Regions from separate parts of the Mus musculus genome. Here region 1 is linked to region 2. The links are chromatin loops, found by intact Hi-C in ENCODE. Cell type or tissue: heart. All regions are shown on one strand. Links, peaks and the distances in the headings refer to the core of each region. The heading gives the core; the rest is flanking DNA. Region 1 overlaps Pla2g4a (phospholipase A2, group IVA (cytosolic, calcium-dependent)). Region 2 holds the start of Ptgs2 (prostaglandin-endoperoxide synthase 2).

Evidence for each region. Peaks named below come from ENCODE experiments on the same cell type or tissue, not always from the same donor. Only the 100,000 strongest peaks of a DNase experiment are listed, where the experiment ranks them.
Region 1: a loop joins it to region 2, with 3 times the contacts of the local background. A loop is called at or near these places in 2 of 42 quality-filtered maps.

Annotation. Positions count from the first base shown.
Region 1 is chr1:149,834,099-149,842,442 of GRCm38, reverse strand. It overlaps Pla2g4a (phospholipase A2, group IVA (cytosolic, calcium-dependent)), which reads left to right. Exons shown (of 18, transcript NM_008869.4): 16 at 84-279; 17 at 1,668-1,825. Among named protein-coding and RNA genes, the nearest start is that of Pla2g4a, 120 kb to the left of the region's middle. In heart, for the core only: no CTCF peak of the experiment used is centred there; a DNase peak (open chromatin) is centred at 1,432.
Region 2 is chr1:150,095,494-150,103,837 of GRCm38, reverse strand. Ptgs2 (prostaglandin-endoperoxide synthase 2) reads right to left here and starts at 3,807. Exons shown (of 10, transcript NM_011198.4): 1 at 3,563-3,807; 2 at 2,748-2,864; 3 at 2,482-2,625; 4 at 1,704-1,847; 5 at 1,061-1,242; 6 at 80-163. The coding sequence starts at 3,614. Ptgs2os (prostaglandin-endoperoxide synthase 2, opposite strand) reads left to right here and starts at 3,964. Exons shown (of 5, transcript NR_015466.3): 1 at 3,964-4,410. In heart, for the core only: a CTCF peak has its summit at 3,962; a DNase peak (open chromatin) is centred at 3,897; H3K4me3 peaks cover 1,095 bases; H3K27ac peaks cover 414 bases.

The DNA of each region.
Region 1 (8,344 bases), core at 256-8,255, 260 kb after region 2:
GAAAATGGATGTAGAATAATGGACAGACCAGATGAATGAATGAAGACTGGACATTTCTCAACGCATCTTTCTCTTCCCTGCAGGAACTTCTGCTTGCAGAGAAGTGGGCGAAAATGAACAAGCTTCCCTTTCCAAAGATCGATCCTTATGTGTTTGATCGGGAAGGATTAAAGGAATGCTATGTTTTTAAACCTAAGAATCCTGATGTGGAGAAGGATTGCCCAACCATTATCCACTTTGTTCTGGCCAACATCAACTTCAGAAAGTACAAGGCCCCAGGTATGTTTCTGTAAAATTGAAGTCTGGCTGGTAGGATGTTTGCTATTACACTGAGATTGTCACATGAACTGTGACTGTGGGGAATGCGCCTCTTACCATGACAAACAGCAGTGACTTGGGAGCCCAAAGCCCTTCCTTCTTTTTTTACCCCAAGATTCATGTTCCTTATAATAGAGAAACTGAAAGAAGAATGACAATCTTAGCTAAAGATGATTAGGGCATTGAACCAGCATCTTGGGTTTGGTAGGTGTCCAATTCATAAAGGATGTTTTAAATAGTTTGACTTTCAACTTTGTGAAATCATGAAAATCAAAATCATGGAAAATTCTTTGGGAGTATTAATTGATCACAAAACTCTCTAAAAAAAAAAACCAAACAAACAAAAACAAAACCCACAGCATAACTGATCATTTTGGGATGTCACATTATATTTTACAGCAAAGGAGATCTAATTCAAGAAATGGTTACTCTGTTTTCTCATATCTGAAGGAGTAGGTAGACTCTAATGCATCCTAAAAGATTCTCATTAAAAAAAAAAAAGCATTCTCCCATCCAAGTACTAACCAGGCCTAACCTGGCTTAGCTTCTGAAATCAGATGAGATCCGGTGCATTCAGGGTGGTATGGCGTTCTTAAGGCTTTAATTGCTAAATATTTCTCAAACCAGAAGATGCAGTTTTCCATTTTGTGATTAGAAATTACCACCCACCCACCACACACAAACTCTGGGTGGTAATGGGATATAGGGAAGTTTTTCCCTAGATTTCTCAGAAGGATAAAGAAGAAGTGAGAGTGGAGTTGTGAGGCAAGTCTCATCCTGGAGAAAGAAGGCTGGCTAGCATCTTTCGTTTTCAAACTGAAACCGTAGTTTCAAATTGAAACCCTGATTTTAAACTGAAAGCAACCTAGATAATATTCTATTACTGGTAGTTCTTGGGGAGAAACCAAGAGGTTGGTAAGTATAGGGACTTCTGATGGTTGAGTAGGGTTCAATGTTTTGGTTTGGATTTCCCCGGAGGAAGATTCTCAGGACAAGCTTCAAGTGCAGAGGGTTTATTTGTAAGGGAGTGAGGAAGTGATACTGGGCAGGGAGACAGACAACATAGCACATGTTTGTATGCCAGCTACTCAGAGAGGAACGTGACCCATCTGGGGAAGGCTATAAGGCAGGAACCCAGGATATGGGGTCATCCTTCCCACCCACGCTAGCAGGCACGGAAGCTGGGTATCTTCCCAACTTGAGTGTGGCTGACTAGGGAATGGAGTAATTTTTTAGAATCACAGGCTTTCTGGTGATTCTCTGTGCTGTCCTTATGCTTGTTTTGTATGTTTTGGAGAATTTTTTTTTAAGTTTTCAAAAGCAAGATGCATATTCTTTTTGGCATATAGGTGTTCTAAGGGAAACCAAAGAAGAGAAAGAAATTGCTGACTTTGACATTTTTGATGACCCCGAATCGCCATTTTCAACCTTCAACTTTCAGTATCCCAATCAAGCATTCAAAAGGCTTCACGATTTGATGTACTTCAACACACTGAACAACATTGATGTGAGTATCTACCACAGCAGATAACATGGAAACTCCTTAGCCTACACATGAATTCATTAAGAAGACAGATATGGCTCTGAGGTGACCATATGCAAAACATGGTGCCTTATTTTCCTGAATGATGTCACTAACATCTAGTAGACACTAAAAAGTCATGAATAAGGACATCACTGTCTGTGGCTAATCAGAACCACACTTTATGCATTGTTTGGTGAAGGAAGTGTTCCTTCTCAGCTTCCCTGATATATATGTATTGTATCCATTTAATGGTAAAAACAATTTATAAAAGGAGGGAAGTAGAGGAAGAGCAGTATATGGGCAGGAGAGAGTGTAACCATGAATGTCATTATTGCAGACATCTCAGCAATGGCATAATGTTTTCAAATGTTTGGTTCTTGTAGATCTTGACAGTATCACCAAATACTCCAGTCCCCTGCATTTCAGCCTTTGAGATAGCCTGTGTGCTTTGTGAAATCGACTTCTGAAGCAAGGCTTTCCCTGCAGTATCAAACATTCTTATCACTAGCATATCTGCTCCTGAAAGTCTTTGTCTGTGAGATTGCTTAGTGTTAAATGCACCCTTTTATAGTGCTGTTGTGTGATTGAGATCATCAACTTGTGGGCCACAATCAAAGCATCTAACGAGTTATTATCACCTGTAAAAGCTGAGCTCATTGGATTAGGAAAGAAAACAAGAAAGGAAAGATAATTAGAGTTGTGTATTATGTATGATTTGGTGATCTATTTGGAAATTATGAATGATTGTGGATTATGAATTATGGAGGTCAATTATGAAGACTTTGAAGGAACACATGGCTGTGTTGTTTCTGTGGAACCTAACTAGATTTGTGCTAAAGGAAAACTGACATCCATCAGTGTTCATGCTTTTTAGATCATTTTCCTTGAGACAGTTAAAGACAGGTCAAATGCAATCATGACACAGTGGCCATAATACTTCAAAATTCAATACAATTTAGTCATCATACAAGAATATTTCTAATAAACTCCAGTTCCTATAAATTCTAAAATTCCTCCTTTTTTGCCCATATTTTCTAGTAGGCAATGACTAATATGCAATGTACTTACCAAAAGTTGTAACACATTATTTGCTTAACAGATGCTTAATAACTCTTACATGGGATGCTTAGTAAAGCTTACATGGGAGTAAATATTTAAAAACCTCATTCTACCTTATTTCTGTAGTGATGCTTATAATTTATAGAAAATAGAGACATGAATTTTGTGACATGAGAAACACAGAGAAAGTTTGAAAATAATGTTGTGTTTTATGTTATTTAGATTTCATTTCATGTAAGTGTGTAGGAGGGGGCATGTGAATATAGGCGGCCCCTGAAGCCAGAGGTGTCAGATATCCATGGAGTGGGAGCCACAGGCAATTACAAAGTACCTTACATGGGTGATACGAATGGATCTCAGGCATTTATGAAATCAGTATGTGTTCTTAATTAAAGAGCCATCTCTCCAGTCCACAAGGAGGGCTGTATTTTATAAAGTTCAATAATACTAAAAGAAAAGAGAGCTAAAGAGATCCTAATATTCTGTTTTGAAAAGAATAGACTCATATAACCTTTGGGATAAAATATATTAAATTTGATAAATTATCCTTTAATGAAAAGAAATAGAATTGTAAGAACTATAAATATCCCCTTAGAAATAAAGATATTTGAATACAAATTCACATATGTATTTTAAACAACTATGTTTCTCTTGCTATTTTCAGGTTCCATTTATATTAAACCTGATAAAGCATTTGCTGTAAGCTATTGTGTAGTATCTACTTACATACTTACAAACATTCCTCAAGGTAGTTTATTTGATGCAGACATAAAAACCTTAAAGCCTGAACAAAAATAGACTGATTTTCAAAACAATCATCCTGACTATAAATCAATAAACGCTATATACTCACAAACTATTAACAAAGCATTATATAATAATATATTTGATATGTATAAAAATTAAGAATTTTATATATTATATTTTCATCATAGTCAGTGTTACCCCAAATGTGCCTCCCAATTCCATGCACACCATCTTTGTGTCTCGTTTTTAATATATTTAGTATGTCAAGTCCAATGAGTGCCACCAATATCCTCTTGGCTGTGTGACTATCCTTTAGAAAGAGTAATATCCTTAAAGAAAAAAAAAAAACCCTCTTCTGTTGGTTGCCAATAGCTCCTGTACTAGAGCTAGAACTTTATAACTGCCCCCATGCCTCCATATGATAGGATTTTGTCTGGTTTGAGCTTGTACAGATTTCATGCTTGGTGTCATAACCGCTGAGTTTCCACATGCAACTACCCCCTTTTGTGTAAACCAACATTTTTTATAGCTTCTGCTAACATTTGAGGCATGATATTTAGAGGCAAAGATATGGGTTTTATAGTATTTTTACATAAAGGATAGGTCATGGCTTAGTTATGTTTTTATTGCTGTCATCAGAGGCCATGACCAAGGCATTGTGAGAATGATGAGAAAGAGTTTAGTGGGCTTATTATTTCAGAGGATGATTCTGTGATCAGGATGGCAGGGAAGCATGGCAGCAAGCAGACAGGCATAGGACAGGAGCATTAACAAGAGCCTACAGCTTGAGACACAACCACAAGGCAGAGAGAAAGGTAACTGGTGATGGCAATGACTTTTGAAACATCAAAGCTCACCCCAAGTGACACATGCACTCCAACAAGGCCACAAAATATGATCCTTCTCAAACAGTTCCACCAACTAAGGACGAAGCATTCGAATATATGAGCCTATGGGAACCTTTCTCATTCGAATCACCGCAGGGCCACTTGTCACTGAACATACTACTCAGACTTGAGGAGATTTGGATTCTTTATCTTAACAGCAGGAACAATAGGATTCATCGCAGGGGCAGTGTGACTATGAATGTGTAACCAGGTATGGCATAAACAGTTCCCTGCACACAGAAGCCACTCAAACATGACGATCTTAGCTTTGCATGACAATCTCTTGCTGTCCTGAAGTGCATGGAGAATCTAAATATGAAACAGTGAAAATGTTAAGGATTTACCATATAAACAAGTTTTATAGATGGTGACAGTGTAGGCATTAAGTAAATGTATTTAAATTAATGAATGTAGGCTTTTTCCTAAATTAAATGGTCATTTTGACATTTAAGTGGATTGTGCCTCTCTCTCTCCCTCTCCTTCTCTCTCTCTCTCTCTCCCTCCCTGCCTCCCTCTCCCTCCCTCTCTTTCTCTTTCTTTCTCTTTCTCTTTCTCTTTCTCTTTCTCTTTCTCTTTCTCTTTCTCTTTCTCTTTTCTCTTTCTCTTTCTCTCTCTCCTTCTCCCCCTCTCTCTTTCTCTCTCTCCCTCTCCCTCTCCCCCTCCCCCTCTCCCTCTCCCTCTCCCCCTCCCCCTCTCCCCCTCCCCCTCCCTCTCTCTCTCTCTCTCTCTCTCTCTCTCTCTCTCTCTCTCTCTGTGTCTTATTCTATTTTTACTGATATCTTCTTGGTGACCTCTTGCATTGCCTTTATCCAAGAAAAACACGTTTTATCACAAAAATTATTGGTAAGTGGTGATGCCTAAAAATTATTCAAGTTTTGCTGAGCTTATGATGCAGCACAGTACATTGAATTCAGTTGGTTCAAGCCTCCCACACCATCTCAGTGGAGCAAGACATGGACTTACACGTAAGCAAACGTGCATGTGGATCATCAGAATGGTTTCGTCTGGCATAAACTGGAATAAAATGCAAAGTCATTAATCTATCAAATCCTAAAACAGTTTTCAACCTTGTGGCCAGAGTCACTGTGGCTTAAGGTGTATTCTTGCAATTTGTTTTCTGATCTGGTATTGGTCTGAAAAGGCCTCTGTGTGTCCTGCAGCGGGGACTCCTGCTGCTCATTCTCTGAGGACTCTGTCCTTTCCAGTGCTGGGCTTCTGCTTTGGCTCACATTTTGACAGCAGTCTGGCTTTTTCATTAGCATCAATTTTCTGCCCTTACTCAGTCCTCCCAAATTCCTTTACAATGAACACTGCTGTGATGCTTTTACAGTTAGGGAATTTTGTGGGATTTAGATTTTCTTTTCCTTATTAGAAACTTAGGGTATAGTGACTTAGACTGGTGGACGTGCGGTATGTGGTATACAGAGTCTTTGGATTCAGACAAAATTGTGTGTCTAGTCATTGCTCAGCTGTCTCCTAACTGGGAGACCTTGAACTGGTAGGTTATTTTCTTCTTTTGTAGGGGAAACAGTGATGCATTTTATAGGATTAGGGGTCTAGTTAAAATAACTTAAGGACTTAGGATATAATAGGAACTCAGAAAATTGAAACAGCAAATATAATGAACAAGTTTTAGTTTTTATATTCTTTTCTGCTTATAATTATAAATTATGAACTCCATAAAAAACAGGACATTTATCTTCTGGGCTCTAGGACTAGTGATCATAATTCCTGGCACTTCACATAAATATACAATGTATTTTCAGGTATTTATTTTTAGAAGCCGTTGACTGGTTGAATATAATGAGGGCGAGGATAAAAGTTGCCACTGGTTGTAGATGGAGTTGTTGACCATGAAGCGTGTTTACAGCACATATCTGCCCATGTAACATGTACACTCAGAAGCCATCACTTTGATCTGGAGGGAGCGTGTATTTGAAGGACTGTTTCACAGTACCTGTTGATTTGGCTTGTTTTCCATTCTTATTTAGTTATCAGTTCAGTAGGCAAATTCAGACAGATTCTATGGTACTATTATAATCACTCAGTTCAGTACTTGCCAGTGTGCATCATCTGTTGACAGTTTTGTCCGATAGTTTTATAAAGTGTTTTTATTAGTTTCTTCTCTTGTGGATTGTGTGACAAAAGCAGAAGATGTTTGTTTGGGTTCATAAATTGAGGGCATCATCCATGATGGTCGCTGAAGGTATGACTGTAGGATCATGAAGCAGCAGTGACAGTAGTGACAGTCACAGAGTGGTGAGGATGACAGTCCATGGGATGACACTGCCCACTTTTAAGTTGATTCTTTCCATCTAACTTAACAAACCAGTTAGAAATATGCTCAGAGATTTATCTTCTAGATGATTTTAGATTGTGACAAGGTGGCAGTTGATGTTGACTATCATAGTGTTAAAAAGTATGTGTTAATCAGAAGGAGGGAAAGTATGTGTCTTAAGTACTAGGAGTTAATTTTTAGCCTAATGGCATGTCATCATTATGATTATACTGGCTAGGTACAAATTACAATTTTTGCCTATGCAAAAGATAATCTGCAAGTTGAATATTCTGACCCTATTTTATTAGGGTTGCAGGGGACAGGAGACAGTGGTTCATCCTGCACATCACACACAGTCTTGGCCAATATCCTAAACAAAACGTAGATCAAGTAGAGAAAAGCCTCGTGTATTCATTAGAGCATGGTTCTGCACAATATGGGATCCTTTAGAGTAAAGATTCAAAGTTCTAAAATGAACTACTACTTTTTAATTTTAGGTTTGGGGATGCATGGACAGATGTATAGAAATATGACATGTATAGAAATATGATTGTTTTAATAGAATGTGTAGTATCTAATTCTGAGAGAAACCCAGAGAGGGTTTGTTTGACTTTTTTTTCTCATGTTTGTGTAACATTCTGTCCTGGGTATGAAGCAGGATGCTTTGAAGTGTGTGTGTGTAGGGGGGGGGGTCCATAGGATGTGCCATCAGATGGGGCAGAGCCTTCCTTTATGAATGGTTCTAGGGAAGGAAAGATAGGGAGTAAGGCTAAGACTTTCTTTAAGACCTCGGGCTCAGATAATGGGAGTTCTAATGTCTATATTCCCCTTTAGGGAAGAGAGACCCTACTTGTCCTGGATTATCTGAGGAAGAATAGAGAAAGGACCATGAGACAATAGACAAGAGAACATGTTTCCAAGGCTTTTGTTGTTGTTGTTTCTGAGACTTTCATTCGAGGGTGTGTTTTCTGAACCCTAACACCCCCACACTAATCTGCCTTTCATGCCCTGTGTGACCTTATCCTATCTCATTTGTACATTGGTTCAATGTGTCTTTATTACTAGATGTGCCAGGCTATGTTCAAAGACACAGAGACATAGAGCACCAAAGAACCAAAAGCCCAGGTTGCAATCTTATCACTCAGGAAGCTAAGGTAAGAGGTTCCTGAGTTTTCTCTCAGGAAACTCTGTTTCAGAGAAAAGAAAAGAAAAAAACACCCAAAAAACAAAAACAAAAACAAAAGTATGAATACCTTTATTAACCAAATATTTTCTCCTAAACATTCAACACTTAAAACCAGCCAAAGAAGCATGATGGATAGATCTAAGTGTGTGTGTGTGTGTGTGTGTGTGTGTGTGAATTTATAGGCATAGGAATCAAGTAAAAAAAAAAAAAAACTAGAAAAAATGCCAGAAGTCACAGTTTTGGAGTGGGGACTGAGCTTAAGGCATAAATCTTCCTTACTCTTTTCTCTGTCAACCATTTCTCTCCCAAGTGGCCTTGTTACTTAGTGTTCTACATTCACTTTC
Region 2 (8,344 bases), core at 20-8,019:
GAAGGAAAAAAAAGCCACAATAGTTTTAATATGTAAGTCTAAATGACAGATGGTCATTTTTAAACCATAAGGAAAATACCTGATATTTCAATTTTCCATCCTTGAAAAGGCGCAGTTTATGTTGTCTGTCCAGAGTTTCACCATAAATGTGATTTAAGTCCACCTAGAAAATTAAGTATGGAGAAAGTTCAATTTACTGATTTTTTACTATAATTTCTTATTCAATATTGATGATTTAGTTGTCTTTAAAATTCACCACGTGATTTTCTTAAGATTTATTTTATTTTTATATGTATGAGAATTTGCCTCTATGTATGTATGTATGTATGTATGTCATGTGCTTGTCTGGTGCCCTAAAATGTTACAAAACATGGAATCTCCTAGAACTGACTGGAGTTATAGGTGGTTGTGAACTGTCATGTAGGTGTTAAGAACTTAAGCAAAAGCAACAACTGTTCTTAATCACCAATCTAGCTCAATAAGTGACTTTTTCATAGCCACAAAATTCTAAAATAATTTGTCTACCAGAGCTACAAGTCTGTATATTTCTTTATGTTGAATAGTATTAGTATCCTATATTAAATATGCCACTTGCTTCATTATAACCATAATAGTAATTTTACATTGTTTAAAGAAGCATAGAAGGGGATTTTGTATGTGTGTGTGTGTGTGTGTGTGTGTGTGTGTGTGTGTGTGTGTGTGTGTGTAAAGGCTGGACCTCTTCTGCCTCAATAGCAGAGACCAGTGCCTGGCAAGCACAAACTTCTAAGGTTCACTTCCCAATGCCACCGATGACTAATAATTTATTTATTTATTTACAGAAGATAGACCCTTTTCATGGACCAAACTTTTAAACTAAAAATGTAAGGAAAATTACATTAAAATATGTCTCTGTGTGTCAGTTCATTTTTACTAAATCAGAAAATGAAAATGGAACACCTATTATGGTTTTAGTAGTCATGACATTTGGATTAAAAAAAAATGGGTGTGATTTGTTTGGCATGGTAAGATGTCAGCATTCCCTAAGGATTTGCTATAAATCTGAGTTAAGCCCACTTACTCCATGGCCCAGTCCTCGGGTGAACCCAGGTCCTCGCTTATGATCTGTCTTGAAAAACTGATGGGTGAAGTGCTGGGCAAAGAATGCAAACATCATATTTGAGCCTTGGGGGTCAGGGATGAACTCTCTCCGTAGAAGAACCTTTTCCAGCACTTCTTTTGAATCAGGAAGCTCCTTATTTCCTGGAACATGTAAATTCTAAAGTAAGTATCTATCCATTCACCTATTTGTTCAAGCAAACAGATGACTGTATAATACATGACAGCATCCATCACTTAGAAGCACCGTCTCAAAGAAGATCACAACATCAATACGACTGTTGTGTTTTGAGGCACAGTGTCAGGCTTGTACCCCAGGCTGGGCTAAGGTTTTAAATTCAAGTGTTAAGATATAAAGCAGGGGGTGTTATTGAATTTTTTATGAATTGTAACTAACATCAGTTCTATTTAGCAAAACATACTAAGGCTAAGACATTACATCAATGCAGATTTACTTTCCCATACTACATCTGTACTTTTAATAAACCTCTGTGGATAACCATACTAAAGACAAAACTATTTACAGTTTTACATAATGGACACCTTTTCTAGGTACACACCCAAGCCTCACTGCAGTTGCTATGTCTGTATTTCTTTACACTCACCCTTCACACCCATGGGAGTTGGGCAGTCATCTGCTACGGGAGGAAGGGCCCTGGTGTAGTAGGAGAGGTTGGAGAAGGCTTCCCAGCTTTTGTAACCATAGTGCACATTGTAAGTAGGTGGACTGTCAATCAAATATGATCTGGCTGAAATTTTAAAGAAAAAAAAATCATTGGTCCTCATATGAAAAACAACAACAACAACAAGGGCATATCAATTATCATTGTACAATGTAGCAAGTACAGAGACTAGATTTCCTTCAGACAAAGATACCCTGCTGTACAATGGCTGAACTTTAAAGAGCACTGAAAATGCATCTTCAATAAAGCTTAAATTTTACACAGGACATTCTGCTCCAGTAGTCTTGACTTTTCAGTTTCTACCCACTCCCTGTTCCATAGCTGATGACAGAGACATTTGGGCATGGCCCTCACCAATAACTACAGACAGCTATTTTTCTCTTCTGACCCAAACCCTAGTCAACCATTTGTTTCAAAGGTTCAGAACAATTCTATGTGTTCCGAACAATTCTGTGAGCCATGGGTATTTATTCAATGAACAAGTGAACCACACTTCCTCCACACGAATGAAGGACAGGGGTCAAAACTAGAATAGAGACTACAGGTTTTCATGACTGTATTTTAGACATTTCAGGGGAAAAACAGATTAGAAAAGGTATACTTCAAGCCCTTTGAAAAGGTCAGGATAGTTCTTGGGGTTGGGTTTCTAGTGCCTAGTTGTGTTGGAGGATGCTGGAAAACAAGGGAGGGTTGTACTTACATGTCAGCACATATTTCATGATTAAACTTCGCAGGAAGGGGATGTTGTTCACAATGTTCCAGACTCCCTTGAAGTGGGTCAGGATGTAGTGCACTGTGTTTGGGGTGGGCTTCAGCAGTAATTTGATTCTTGTCAGAAATTCAGCTGGAGAGAGACAAAGCAGGAGGAAGAATGAGCAGGCCCCTCCCCCATAGGACACAAATCTACAGAATGATGGTTACACATGTGGCCACATTCCAAAGGAAGATACCCCAGGAAAAACTTACGTGTAGTACAGTTTTCACCATAGAATCCAGTCCGGGTACAGTCACACTTATACTGGTCAAATCCTGTGCTCATACATTCCCCACGGTTTTGACATGGATTGGAACAGCAAGGATTTGCTACATTAAAAAAATAAGATATCCTGTCAGTTACTCTTGGTTGTTCTCATCTTAACTTAAGGATTTAATTCTGTCACTATGGGTCAACTTTACAATGATAAGTTTGACAAATACATAGGTAGACCCAGATTTAAAAAGGTCATTATTTTAATTAAGTCTGTCTTATCAACTGTTTATGGAAATAGCAAGCAACTTTGTATTCTTAAGCAAGAAACACAGAGGACCTAACTTCATAGTTCACATTACCAACATTTTTAAAATAACTCGGACACACAGACTAGAATTATTAAGCATCCCTTTAAATATTAAAATGGATCGACCTAGTGCAATAGTCAAAATTTAGTGTAAAGAAAATAAAATTAAAACAGTCAAGTTTTAGCATTTTAAATATATTTTTAAAAATGTATTCTGGATTTTTCTGTGGATAGAAAAACTCTAACAGGTATTCAAAGCAGCCACTCTTGTTCAGTTGCCCACATCTATGCTTTTCACAAGTATTGATCAGATTGTCTTACCATAATGACAACCTGTAAGCCATTAAGACTATTGGTTTTTAGCAAATAAGAAACCTGAAAGTGGGTTGCAGTTCCTCAGGACTTAAGCAGTCCAGGCTCTTTGCCAATACACAGCCAGGCCCACACTGCTAGAAAGGGGGTCTGAGCCTGAGGAGTCCCAGGGCGCCTCGGGGCGCAACTCACCTGCCTGGCTGAGCCCCAGGGCAGCGCAGAGCAGCACAGCTCGGAAGAGCATCGCAGAGGTGGCAGCGGAGGTGGCAGTAGTGGTGGCGGTGGAGCTGGCAGGATGCAGTGCTGAGTTCCTTCGTGAGCAGAGTCCTGACTGACTCCTGAAGCTCTTAGCTCGCAGTTTGACAACTGGCTGCTAATGGGGAGAACCTTGCTTTTAAGTCTGTAAAGCGGACTCCACGTGACGTAGTGGTGACTCTGTCTTTCCGCTTAGGCTTTCCCCAACCCCCACCAACTTTTCCCCCTCTCTGCTTCAGTGAGTTGCGCAAGAACCGCAGCGGCAGGCTTTTACCCACGCAAATGAGAGACGAAGGAAGCCGGGAAGCTGCCCTTGGCTGCCCCAGGTGGTGCCAAGAGAGCTGCACCGCCCTCTCCATCCCTCCAGGCGCCCTGTGGTTCGCTGAGTCTGCGCCTAGTCTGGCGCTCTTTGGGGTCTCCGGTTTCCTCCCAGTCGCGCATCCAGTGGGGGCCTAAAAGCTCAAGAGTGTCACAGCTTCCCCTCCCGGGATCTAAGGTCCTAACTAAGGGAATCCCCTCACCTCTCCCCACTGGGGCGCAGTCTGACGTGCTCGCTGCTCAGAGCACGCACACAGCTACCGGTTAATTTAATTTCTTCTATTTTTAATGAAATGAGTGTCCTCTGTCAGGGTCCACATCTGTACTGGTGGAATTAGGTTGAAGTCTTTCATGGAACTACCCTCCGGGTTCTGCAGTCACAGGAGCCCCTGGCACTCGCCTTTCCCAGGGACAGATGCTGAGCTCCACTTCATCGGAATGCTAAGTGTCCACAGCATTGCTTTAAGGTATTTTCCCCCTGCTGTTACATAGCTTTTATCATTTTGATCAGCAACTCTTTTCACGGGATGTATCACTAGAAAGAATTTGTTTTCAAATGTACCTTTTAAAAACTTTTTCTGTCCATGTTTACAAGAAAGTATGTTATGGCAACGGATCAAAAGGTAATAGTTATTTTTCCATAACTAGCCTTATTCTCCCTAACCTTAAAAAAAAATTCACTTCATTCAGAAACAGTGTTTGATAAAAAATTATTTGCCTAGAGAGGTGATGTTTTTGATAGTGTTGGATATCTTCCTACTGTGTTTGTGTTGGCCATGGAGGGGGTGTGAGGATGGAGTAGCGAAAAGGAGCAAAATAAGAAAAGGAGGAAACTAAAAAATTCAACTAAACTGTACGTTCTTGGCGTGAATGGATAAAAAAAATGACACAGAGTGTGAAATTACACTATATTCTGAGGACAGTTAAGTCAGGAAAATGGTTTGAAGCAGGCTGGGTAACACAGCAAGACCCCTGCTCAAAACAAAACAGAACAAAACAAAACAAAAATGAAAGGGGAGAATATCCACATGGGGGAATCCAATCGACCATGAGAAGCAGCACTTAGGAAACTCTAGCAAATACCTGACTCTGCGGAAGTCTCCCAGAAAGTAAGAATACTCATGGAATTTTTTTTTAACTGTTTGCTTCATGTGCAAGCTAATTTGATGCTACATGAGACACAGTGACTAAAACTCCATGTCACCCAGGGCCTTTGTTCTAGTCATGTTTAATCAGTCCAGGTATGGCACTCCCAGCCTCTTACACGGAGTCTTATGGGAAATTTCAACTGAAAGCACAGACTGTTTTCTTTTGGAGAATCCCTTTAAATAGTTCTTGTTTTCTGTTTTATTTTAAATGCGGGAAGTGCATGGTGTCAAACTAAGTTTGTTAGAGCTCCTGATACGAACTTCAGCTAGGAACTGTATAAAATTCCACATTCTTGACTGTGTACGAACATTTTCTAGTGAAATCTTCAACTGACTTTGACCAACTCCATCCTCATCTAATATTAATTGTATGCCCATTATGTAGAGAAGTATATTCTGATGTTTTAAAAGAGATTATGGCAAAGGGGGTGGTGGTGGATGGTGATGTTGGCCCTTAATCCCAGCATTGAGGGAGAAAAAGGAGTCTAAGCAGATCTCTGAGGCCTCCCTGGTCCACAGAGCACGTTTCAGGACAGCCAGCTATACACAGAAAAATCCTGTCTCACAAAAACTAAAAGAAAAAAAAAAAAAGAAAACATTACAAATTCAAAGTGAGGGGAAAAACAGGGCATAGAGAATAATCACCTTCAGACTACTTGACATTTAAAGACATTAAACATAATCATAGAAGAAATGCAAGTAAAATTATCTGTATGGTTGAGTTGGTTGATCTAATCTGTAACCTCAGATGTAAGGAGAGTTCCATATACTACGGAATGACAGGAGAACTCAGTAAGAAATTCAGACCTGGAGGACAAGAGCAGTTTTGAAAGGAAGTCCAAATAAGGACATAAGGGGAAAGTATTTTGTAATTGGCTGCTTTTGAGAAGTCTGGGATGCCAGAGCACACTGTACAGGCACAATTGGAATACTGGTTACAGGGGAATATTAACTGTCCCAAACCAAATCAAGATGGTTCAAACTGTTCTGTATGGCAAAGCACAATGGTAATGAGGCTCCTTAATAAGATGTTTATTATATAGCAAGTGTAGTGATGAACTGTGTGGAATTTTGGTGGTTCTCTGTACACTTGGGTACATATTTAAGTGTCTGTTGTAGAAAATATATTTTGTTAGTATATGAAAGAGTTTTGAGATTCTAAAAAAGGAAAATAAGGAAATGTACTAACACCTTTGAGAACATTCTGTTGAGTTTTACTGCCCTCTTCTGCTGCTTGAATTTTCAGCAACTTTTTTCTCCTAAGATGCTAGGTAGATTGTTAGGTAGATTTTCGTTCTAATTTTATAATGCACTTAGATAATTAAACATGCAGTGTTGATATTAAATGTAAAGTTCATGCATACACTGGAAATAAATGACATTTTTGTTTTTGTTTTGGGTTTGGCTTTTTATTAATTGTTATTTCTTTTTCTTTTCCTCGACACGGGTATCTCTGTGTAGTCATGGCCATCCTGGAACTCACTCCATAGATGGAGCTAGCTGGCCTCAAACTCAGATATTTGCCTGCCTCTGCCTCTGACATGCTGGGCTTGAAGACTTGTATCACCACCATCTGGCTAATAAAGGACATATTCCTTAATTCAAACAATATCCCATTCAAAGAGAAAGTTAAAAGTAAAAAGAAAGATATACTGTGGTAATAGAGGAAAGCAAGAATAGTTTTATTTGTTTTTATAGAGCATTCTTTAGAGGAAAGAAATGTAGAAGTAATAAAGAGGAGTAGTGCATTTGATAGCAGTCAGTTCTTCAAGAATAGGTACAGTGATCCTTATGGGCACTGTACAACAATGAAGCCTTCATACACATGAGGGCAGAACAATAAAACTGCAGGGGGAAAGAGATGGTGCGCCCTTCACTACTCCTCACCAGAGGTAGGCAGTTCTATGACAAAGCAGATAGCTGAGGTGAGCACAACTGTAAGTCATCTGGCCATGATTAACATCTAATGCTGTGTCATTCAAGGACAGCAATATAAAGTCTCTTCTAAGTTACATGGAACATATACCAGGACAAACCACATCCTAGTCTATAAAAGCACACCTTAATACACTTAAAATAGTAACTACACAATGTATATTCTCAGGCTATGGATGAGTAAAATTAAAATATGAATCACTGAGGGCAATAAAATGGGCATAGTAATTCATGCTTATTAACTCAATAATTTAGGATGTAGAGATAGGAGGATCAGGGCTTCATAGTCATCCTCGACTGCATAGAAAGACTGAGTCTTATTTACAAGAGACCCTCCCACAAAAAAAAAGATAAATAAGAAAAGGTTAAAAAAGGAGGAGGAAGAGGAGAAGGAGTAAGAGAAGGAAGAAGAGGAGGGGGAGGGGAGAGAGATGAGGGGAAGAAGGGAAAAATAAAAAAAGGAAAATGAATCACTAATACCTGGAAAATCCCCAAATATCTGGATATCACAAGATACATTTTAATAATATAGGGCTTAAAGAGGAAGCTCAGAGGATATTAAAAAATATCTTGAGTCAAATGAAAGTATAACTTGAGATGTCTAGAATTCAGAGAAAGCAGCATAGGAGGTTATAGCAGGGAACACATGGATGAGCAAAGGAGACTGAAAGTCAGAAGTCAGGGCTCCCATGTCATCGCAGTAGAAAGATCAATTAAACCCAAAGTAAACAGAAACACAGAGACAATTAACATTTGAACAGATATCAGTGAAATTAAAGCCAGGAAATTAATAGAGAGTCAACACAAACAGGCCACTTTTGAAAGGCCAATAAAATCAATGTCTCTAGCCAGTCCAACTAAGAAAAAATAAGATAAAAATTAACCTAATCACAAACACTTCAGGAAGATGAAGCCATACAGAAACCATAAACATCTGGGCAGATAATAAAAGTATTCTCTGAACAAGAGAGACAGGAATAAAGGATTGTCACATGCAGCCCCCCGGTCTACAGAGGGAGTTCAGGACAGCCAAGATTAGCATGTCAAGACCTGGTTCCAAACAAACAACAACAAAGAGGTGCATTATTAAAAATTACTATTCACTGGCTTTATGGTCTCAATTGAATGTATAAATCTCCGTTTCCTCTGATTTCCTTCTCTGTTTATATGGTGTATGTATGGGGTGCCTAAAAGTAAGTATGTAGATTCCTCCCGCATGCTTTTGGAGATCAGAGCAGACTCTTCCTCTTTTGGAGGTCAGTGCAATACATAAATGCTTTCCTCAATTGCTCTCTACCTTGTTACCTTGAAAGAGGGC